2 separate regions of the Homo sapiens genome follow, and region 2 is linked to region 1. Evidence: read pairs that join two places in POLR2A ChIA-PET (ENCODE). Cell type or tissue: HepG2. All regions are shown on one strand. Region 1 overlaps TBCK (TBC1 domain containing kinase). Region 2 overlaps AIMP1 (aminoacyl tRNA synthetase complex interacting multifunctional protein 1).

The links. ChIA-PET counts read pairs that join two places held together with the same protein. Peaks named below come from ENCODE experiments on the same cell type or tissue, not always from the same donor. Only the 100,000 strongest peaks of a DNase experiment are listed, where the experiment ranks them.
Region 2: POLR2A ChIA-PET joins it to region 1 with 6 read pairs; 1 of 35 experiments calls an interaction of 5 or more read pairs at or near these places.

What each region holds. Positions count from the first base shown.
Region 1 is chr4:106,256,043-106,261,042 of GRCh38, reverse strand. TBCK (TBC1 domain containing kinase) reads left to right here. Exons shown (of 26, transcript NM_001163435.3): 5 at 533-606. Among named protein-coding and RNA genes, the nearest start is that of TBCK, 58 kb to the left of the region's middle. In HepG2, no CTCF peak of the experiment used is centred here; a DNase peak (open chromatin) is centred at 2,652; H3K4me3 peaks cover 460 bases.
Region 2 is chr4:106,342,297-106,347,296 of GRCh38, reverse strand. The region is part of intron 6 of AIMP1 (aminoacyl tRNA synthetase complex interacting multifunctional protein 1); the gene reads right to left. Among named protein-coding and RNA genes, the nearest start is that of GIMD1, 24 kb to the left of the region's middle. In HepG2, no CTCF peak of the experiment used is centred here; a DNase peak (open chromatin) is centred at 2,796.

The DNA.
Region 1 (5,000 bases):
AGTTATTTTTGTTCTCAAACAATATAAAAAGTTATTGAAAATCTAGCAGATTCACCAAAATCTTGATGATTTTTGAACTGATCTTTTCAAGTTAAGTTTTCCTATTTCACAGTTAAATTATAACTATAAATGGACTTTCAACTCCATGGAAAAAAATTTGCTCTGTGAAAATTACCACAAAACATTCTAACCAAGGTTTCAAGACAGATGAGAATGTTTTTGCCTTTTTGTTTTGTGAAATAACTAGACAATGTAACAGCAAAAATATTAAAGAAAAATGTCATTTGTCATTTTGAGATATATATGTGTACATATGCATATATACATATTTAATGAGTATAAAGCAGACTATTGGCAGATAGTTTTTTATAAAATTATGATTTTTTAAAATCTACAGTGGCATTTTGATAAAATATTGTTATATAATGGTTTCTTTAGTTATAAAATGTATAATGATAATTTTATAATATAAATTATATGTTGCCAATTATAATAAATTATTTGATAGTGTTTTTTTTCTTTATTATCATAGGGACATATTAAATTGGCTAAATTTGGACTTTATCACATGACAGCTCATGGTGATGATGTTGATTTCCCAATAGGGTAAGGATATGTTTTCCTCTATTTTGAGTTTCTTTTTAACTTTGTAATCTTTGATAACATGTATATTTTGTTAATTATATTTGATATTCCTTTTTGATATGCAAACAGCTTTTTTAAAATTAATGCATCTCAATTTTCCATATACTTTTAAAATGAGTAGACAATGAGTTTTTCCCAGCATCCTCGTTGATGTTCATCATTCATTGAATTGGCAGAGAAGCTAACAGTATTGACATTCTTTACATTATAATATTTCCTAATTATCTGTATTTCATTCAGAATCAAATCAACTTAAGGCAAGAAGGATGACTAGATTCTCAACTAATGATAATGTGTGTGCATCAAGAGACTGAAAAACATCACTCTCACATTATTTTCAATTTAATGTTTTATGTTTAATTCCCTTTTCTCTAAGATATATATTAAGATTCAAGTTGAGTCATTGTGGATATTAGAGATAGAGATAAATTCCATACCTGAAAGTCTATGTTTAAGTTCAGAAAGGTTTATTTAATCACTTCTGTTATGGAATTGCAGATGTATGTTGCCCTCCACAAAAGAAATGGAAGGTTGTTTCATGCATATTCAAGTAGATGTTTTTGATACGGATTTCTGTGTTATATTTGTGTGGTTGCTTTTAGACATTTTCATTATTATTTTCTTTTCTGAAGATTAAGTTGAGATTGTTTTAGATAAAATAGTTACAAAAATAGTATAAAGAATTCCTCTCTACCCTTCATCAGTTTCTCCAAATGTTAACATTTCACTACATTTGCTTTTTCTCTGTTTTTTCTCCGAGCATATATGTGTGTATGTGTATAATGATTGTTTTTTATAATCACTTAAGAGTAATTAATTACATAATAGCACTTTAACCTGTAAGTACTTCAGTTTGTATTTTCTAAAAGAAGGACTTTGTTTTTTTACATGACCTCAGAACAGTTGTCAAAACAAGGAAACTAAACTTGATGCAGTATTATTATCTAACCTAGAGACATTAATCATATTTTTTCAATTGTAATGTGACTGTTTTTGATAGTATCCATTTGTGTTTTCCTCTTTGGGCTTCCTAAAATCAGTTCTATCACACCGTTACTGAGAATTGTGATATGGAGTCATGGAGTGTGTTTTTCAAACAGAATGTTACTCAAAAACTTAATTTGATTTTTTTTTTAAAGCCAGCCTCATATATAACTTGCCCTTTTTTCTTTATAACTCAAATTACAGGTTTCTTAACTAAATTTTTTAAGTTTATGACTGTGTCTTATTATTAAGACATAGATAATAATCTTAAACTTTATTCAGTGAGGAAACATTTATTGAGCAATTTCTCTTATGCCTGTTGGTTTTACAAAAATAAATAAGATAGCTTTCTGTCCTCAAGAAGCTCATTGTTTAGTGGGAGAATTTTCTGTTTTGATGGACTGCTTATTAAGGTACATAAATTCGTAGTCTTACAGTTTTGTGTATTGAAAACTTACAGGCAAAAACCAATTCTTGTTTCATAAGCATGAAAATGGTATTTTGCAAAGACAGTCTACAATTTCTTATTTGTTCAAAAAAGCCCTTTCGAATATGAAAGGGGTTTTTTATTCAACTTATAGTTGAATATAAGTTTTTAGTGAGGCTCTAGCTCCTTTGTCATGTATGATAAATGCCTTTCGAGGTGACTTTTAAGTAGCTGTAGTACAAGTGATTGCTGCTGCTTCTTTTGTCTAAATCAATTTGTGTAAGAAAGAAATCCAAAAACCTAAAAATTACTTTAAGTTTTTGATTTTTATTTAAAGGTACTTTAGGTTTCAGTGATGAATCGAAGAAAGGAGGTGATTTTTCTTAAAGCATATCAAGTAAGAGCTACACTTGAATTTAAAATGCTTGGATAGAATTGGTCTTGTGTTACCCTTTGGTCTGGCTTGCTTTGAAGTCTTAGACCCAAAGGGTCTTACCAGAAAATATCAAAGAGCAAAATGTGAAACATTAGCCAGGAAAAATAAAGTGATCAAACAGCTAAGGCATGAAAGAAAATATTTACACCAGAAGAAGCTTGCAGTTGATTCAAAAGACAAATATTAAGGAACAACAAAGTAAAATGTTACCATCTGTTTCAAAATACTGTAAAGAGTTGGAAATTGGGCATTCATTTCAGTTGGCCAGTAGCTTAATACCTTATTAAAACATCAAACAGATGATGAAAGCCACTTTATTTACCTCATCAGTCATACTCACAGCAAAGTTCTGGTAATTGTCTTTGAGTGTTAAAATGCTATGCTACAGAAGAGAAAGTTGTTGAAAAAAGATGAACTACATTAAATAACAATTCTAGAGCTTATTATTTTTTAATAATTTTCCTGTGATTAAAAGGGAAACTAAAATATTTGAAACAAAGTTTATCTCTGTCCTGTCAGAAGTTTTTGATATAACAATTTACCTGTAGTTTTGCTTGATTTTTCATTATTATTATTTTTGGGTTAGATGTGCTGGAAATCAGGAAAAAAGATGAAAACTGACTTCTGGATGTATTGTGGTGATGATAAAAGTATACCATTGCATTTGTATTAAATTTTTTATTTTTATTTAATGTCTATATATTCACTAATATTTATAACAGCTTTGTGACGTAGGCAGTAATATTCCAGTTTTACAGATGAAGAAACCCAAATCACATATAGAATATGTGGTAGAACTGAAATTAGAACACAGGTATTATAACATCTAGTCTAGTGCTGCTTCCACTAGACTTCAGCTGTTTCTAGAGATATCACACATTCATTTGGAAGAGCAGTATCATCTTAGGGTAAAATAACACAATACGAATTTGTATATGAGAGAAATACATGAGCAAATCATAAGAAGATACTGGTATCACCATCATCATTCTATTAAAATGAAAAAGGAGTTAAAAAACAAATTTACCCATTTGAATTTAAGTCACATTCCCTGACTTAATTGACTTGTATTTTGAATGTAAATAAGAAGTACTAGCAATGATAGTGTGAGGAGGTAGCTGTAGAAAAGGTAGGAAGAAAAATAGAAATAATATTTGAATGCCTACTTAATATATATTACATAGATGATACATATATTTAAATACATTTTGATTATACTTATCATTGTAAGAGGACATAATTTAATCTAACTGGTTTTAAAATCTAGATTGTGGTGCTCATGACTAAATCTGACAATAAATGACGAAAGGGCATGCACATATGTAATAAGTATGGCAAAATTTCACTCCATGTCTCTTCTAAAACGGTTCTTATTCCTTTTATTTCTAGGCACTGGGATTCAAATTTAGCAATTGCTCCTATGTCTAATTCTTATTTACTACCTGCTTCTTAAATTGTTGTTTGTAAGGCCATCCTAATGGGTATTTTTTATAGGAATTTTTTTTTTAAAGCAAAACTATACTGAGTATATCCTCTATTTAAGTCTCATTGGTAGTTGTAGAGGGTTTATAAAAAGATACGCAAGTGCCCTCAGGTATGTAGTTCTTTTTTTTCTAATTGAGATGGGAGGTTAAATTTTTGTATGTGAAATATATAGTATATAAAACAAACATGTATAGCATCATACCATGTATAGCTTTTATAAGATATAGAACAGGCAAAATAGGTACTTTATAGAATCAAATCAGGTATTGATGGCAGTGGCGGCCTGTCTGGGATGGCCACTACCATGATGCCGGCTGCAGTGTGGAGGAGGTGCTGCTGGGGCTGTCACTTCACGGAGCCTATGGGGGCCAGGAGCAGGCAGGAGCCCCACGTTCCCGGGCACAGTTGCAGCTGCCTAAGTTGGTGCTGCAGACCCAGGCCTCCCTGTGCTCTTGGGGGCCGGAAGCAGGCAGGAGCCCTGCTCTCCCAGGTGCAGCTGTAGGCTCGGAAATGTCTACTCCCACTGCCTGGCCTCTCCCGGCTCCCTGTACACACTCTGATCTTGGAGCGATGTTGGGGTCAAGCCCAGGTGCTGTTGGACCCCGGCTGGGTGTGTGCACACTCGAGGCAGCACTGACACTCCAGCCCCCTGCTGCCTTGACTCCCTGTGGACTTCGGACACCAACAAGCAAGGGAGGGAGTCTGAAGGGGGGCTGAGGGCAGCTCAGTGCTGGCGGGCAGGCGCTCCGTGGCACGAATAGCCTGGGCACCATGAAGAGTGACAGGAGTCAGACAGGTTCCTGGGTAGAAGGGGGCAGGTCCCTGGTGAAGCCCTGCCTTCAAGCCCAGGAGGGCCTGAAGCATGGGAGATGGGCTGCAGGTCCCGTGGACCTGAGTGGGAACTTGTGGTGCTTTTTCTGGGCCCACCCATGGCCGCCCATGGACCAATGGACGTGCACTTCTTCCCTCTGAGGACCATAAAAACCCTGGACTCAGCCAGACTTGAGCAGATGATGGATGGCC
Region 2 (5,000 bases), 86 kb before region 1:
TACTCTTATATTTTATAAGTAATAAAGCTTAATGAATTGTATCCAAATTATCAAAATAATAAAATGTAAGGTACTCATTGATATAGTTTGAGTCTGTGTCCCCACCCAAATATTATGTTCAATTATAATCACCAATGTTGGAGGTGGGGCCTGGTGGAGGTGATTGGATTATAGGGGCAGATTTCCTCCTTGGTGCTGGTTTCATGATAGTGAGTTATCCTGAGATCTGGTTGTTTAAAAGTGTGTGGCACCTCCCCGCTCTCTCTCTTGGTCCTGCTCCTGCCACGTAAGATGCTCGCTCTTGCTTTGACTTGCTTTGACTGCCACGAGTAAAATTTCTGAGGCTCCCCAGAAGCAGATGCTGCCATGCTTCCTGTACAGCCCGCTGAACCATGAGCCAATTAAACCTCTTTTCCTTATAAATTACCTAGCCTCAGTTATTTCTTTACAGCAGTGCATGAATGGATTAATATACTCATTTTATCATTAAATATAAAGGAAAACTGTGAAGAAATGAAAATATATTTCGATATGTTATATTTTTACAACTGGCAGAAGCAGCTTATGCTTTAATATGTTTCAAAATACAAAATGAGCAGCTAGATCACTGCTCTAGTGCTTAAAGATTTCTTATCAATACTGGAGAATGGCTTAAATTTTGGGTTTCTCTAGCTAATGATGATAACTACTTTGGATTTCATTTGTTACCCATTCTACTCGGTGAGATGTAAAGAAACAGAAAGGAGTAATGAGACAGGGACTAGTATTTTCTAAGCACTAGGAACATATATTGTTGCCTAAAATTCACATAACTCTGACTCTAATTTTAAGTATAAAGAAACTGAGGCTGAGAAAACACAAGTTGCTCAATGTCACATGATCAACAAAGCCCCTGTTCTGCTAGTACAGCACTCTGCCCCCTGACAAACCATACTTTAGAAAGTAAACAACCTTTTTACATGTGGTTAATACCCACAACCCCTCTATTTATAGTAACTCATAGTATAAATTTTATAATAAAAGAAAAATTAGTAGTAGAGTATATCTGGTCTAGGCTTAAAGACAAGTAATGTACCAAACAGCTCCTCTACTTAATGACAGAAAAGTAGAGAGTAAAGTTTAATATAAGTTCAATAGCTGAGAATGTTCAATATTTAGAATGAAGAATCAGTCAGTTCAAGAAACAATGAAGAAAAGTAACATATCTCTTAAGCTGTAGAACTTCGATGATTCAATTATTTTCCTGGAGGTAATAAAAAAAATTGCTGAAGTATAATTAAGTAATGATAGAAATATAAACCTTCTAGATCTTTTTTTCACTGACTCCTAAGTTGAGATCTCTTGGAATTACTTAATTACTGGAAGTATTTATATTTTAGATTAGGAATATAAAATATATTTTATATTTATATTTTATATTAGGAATATAAAATATATTTTATATTTATATTTTATATTCTGATGACATCTTATTATATAAAATAGTATTTATTTTCCAGTCATATACATATAAGAATAACAAAACTGTGTAAATTAGTTGGTCATTGTAGTTTTGTTGTTTATTAGCTCTTCAGAAACTATGAAACTGCAAGAACATACAACATTGCCTTCTAACATGCAGGCTTTCAGAGATAACAGAGTAGTTAATTGAATGATACACCTACATTAGAACTTGTAATGAAACTAAGACTGAAAGTGACTGGTATAAAAAATAAGAATTTCTCCTACTCCTTTAAGGACGTTTGATTCGACAATAGAGAAACTAATAAATAGAATGGAAAAAAAATAACCATAAATAAAGTTCAATTATATTGCTCCTTAGATCCATAAGATTTTTATTTTTTGTTTGTAAATCATTCCTTAATCTATAATCATAATCTTGTGCATATATTGTGTGGCAAAGCAGGCACTCCAGGATTCTGGAAGGCTAGAGGGAGAGATACTGTTCAGGGAGACCTAAGCACTGACTCAGATTTGCAACCTTTGCAACCTTGGCCCAAAAGGATGTTGCCAAACTGATAATGAGTTAGTTAAGAAGCAGACTGACATACAGGCTTCTTATAAAGAATATAGATTGTGTGGGTAAATTCTTGCTGCAAGCAGACATAAGCCCTAAGTATAAAAAGCTGTGATGCAGCACAAAATTAACCTTCTCAGATCTAGAAAGAAAGTGCCATATAAACTAGATAACATTCATAATAACACACAACACGTATATAGTGCTTACTAGGTGCTGGTCATTGTACTGAGTGCTGTACATATATTAACTTGTTTAATCCTCTCAGTACATATGTAAGTAATATTCATTACTCTCATCTTACAGATGAGGATATTGAAGCACAAAAGTTATAGCAAAGAATTTAAAATACCAGGCAGTTGGCTAAATGTTTCAAAAGTTAAAGCTTACAAACCCAGTTAAGAAAAATACCAACTAAAAACCCCTTCTTATAGATGAAAAAGCTGAGGTTCAGAAAGATATGAATAAGATGAGTAAGCGAATCATGCAGCTATCTTGGGAAAGAGCCAGTGGCTCAAGTGGAGTGAACAAGGAAAAGCTGGAGTTCATGAGATTAACAAAATAATGGGAGATCACTGTAAGAACCTGGGCTTGTACTCTAGGTGAGATGAAAAGCTTCTGAATAGTTTTGAGCAGAGTAATATAATCTGCTAGATCACTCTGCCTGCTCTAATTGAAAATAAATGGAAGAACAGGGAGGGCAAAAGCAGGATGATAAGTTAGAAGACTTCTGTAAATATGCAGAAAAGAGATGTTGGCTTTGGGATTAGGGTGCTAGTGGTGGAGTTAATAATTATTTTCGGTATGTTCAGAAGGTAGAGCCACTAGGATTTTCTGAGGAGAAGATGTACAGATTGAGAAAAGCAGTTAAGCAACTAGGAGGATGGAAATCCTATCAAATAAGATGAAAAATACCATGGAAAAATGAAAGTCTAGGGGGAAGAATGGGATATGTGTCCTTCCCCCTTGGAACATGTACATCAAAGAGTTCATTTGGCAGCTATCTAGCTTATCTAAGTGACTGGGTAAAATTGCCAAAGGAATAAGCATGGAAAAAAAAGAGGTCCAAATCCAAGGTCTGAGGCCCTATAACAGTAAGAATCTAAGGAGGTAAGGAAGAATCATCAAAGGAAATGACAGGGGCAGCCAGTGAAGAAGGAGGACCACCAGGAGAGTGTGGTGCCAGAAGCCAAGTTAATTAATAATAAGACTGAGAACTAGACATATAGCTACAGGGAGTGACTGGTGATCTTACCCAAAGCAGTTCTGGCAAAACACAGTGGGGAAAGAAACCTGATTAAAATGGGTTTTCAAGAGGAGGAATCAAGTATAGACAATTTGGATTTTTAATAAATGGACTTTTAAGTTAAACCTATGCTTCATAATTATCTATTAATTTCTACTATTAATACGACTCGATATCAATAGAAATAAGCATGATCTTGGAAATTAAAAGTCTGACTGTAAATTCCTACTTATTATTTGATCATAAATAGTGCATTCTCACAAAGACCTGGCATTGTCTTTGTTTCCTAGCTGTAGTACTGTTTTCAAGTTAGTTTTGCTTGGTGGGAGTAGAGTGGTGAGCATATGCTCCATGAATCTAAAGCCATTAGGCATCTCTGAGAAATCATGGAGACTGAGATTTTCTCGAAATGTAATCTCCAAAAAAATGTTGTTAGAGCATAGACCACTATGATTTCTCATCTACCAAGGTTCAAGACACAGATTCATTCAAAGTCATGGGTACTTGTAAAAAAAAAGAAAATCCCCTGTGTGCTTTTTTTAGACTAGTCTACTTTTGATTAGGAGAGTAGAAATGAGTTCCAAGGAAATTATTCCATGCTTTCATCCATATTTTCTGTCTTACTATTCCATGTTAAAACTCTTCATATTGTAATATTTCATTAAACACAGTTAACGGAGAATTTTAAAACATGCCTATATAATCACATCAGCCTTGCTATTCAATAAAATTCAGCTACTTGCAATCAGAAATGACAAAGGTGACATTAAAACCAATCCCACAGAAATACAAAAGAACCTCAGAGACTATTAAAAACATCTCTTTGCACACAAATTAGAAAATTGATAAATTCTTAGAAACACACAACCTCCCAAGATTGTACTAGGAAGACAGTAAAAACATGAACAGACCAATAACGAGTTCTCAAACTGAACCAGTAATAAAAACCTACCAATTAAAAAAAGTCCTGGTGTGGTGGCGCATGCCCATAGTCCTAGCTACTTAGGAGGCTGAGGTGGGAGGTTGGCTCGAGCCTAAAAGGCAGAGATTGCAGTGGGCCAAGATAACGCCACTGCACTCCAACCTGGGTTACAGAACCAGACCCCGTCTCAAAAAAAAAAAAAAAAAGCCCTGGATCGGATAGATTCGCAGCTGAATTCTACCAGATGTACAAAGAACTGGTACCAATCCTACTGAGACTATTCCAAAAAACTGAGCAAGAGGAGCTCCTTCCTTGTGAAGCCAGCATCAGCCTGACACCAAAAACTGTCAGAGACCACAAGGAAAAAAGAAAACTTTAGGCCAATATCTCTGATGAACACTAACACAAAAGTCATCAACAAAATACTGGCAAATCAAATACAGCAGCACATCAAAAAGCAATATACCACAATCAAGTAGGCTTTATTTCTGGGATGCAAGGCTGGTTCAACATATGCAAATCAATAAATGTGGTTCACCACATAAATAGAATTAAGACCAAAAATTATATAATCATCTCAACAGATACAGAAAAAGCTTTAAATAAAATCTACCTCCCTTTATGATAAAACCCTCAATAGACTAGGCATCAAAGGAACACACCTCAAAATAATAAGAGCTATCTATGGCAAACCCATAGCCAACATAATACCTAATGGGCAAAAGCTGGAACCATTTCCCTTGAAAACTGGAACAAAACAGGGATGCCCACTTTCATCACCCCTATTCAACATAGAACTGGGAGTCCTACACAGA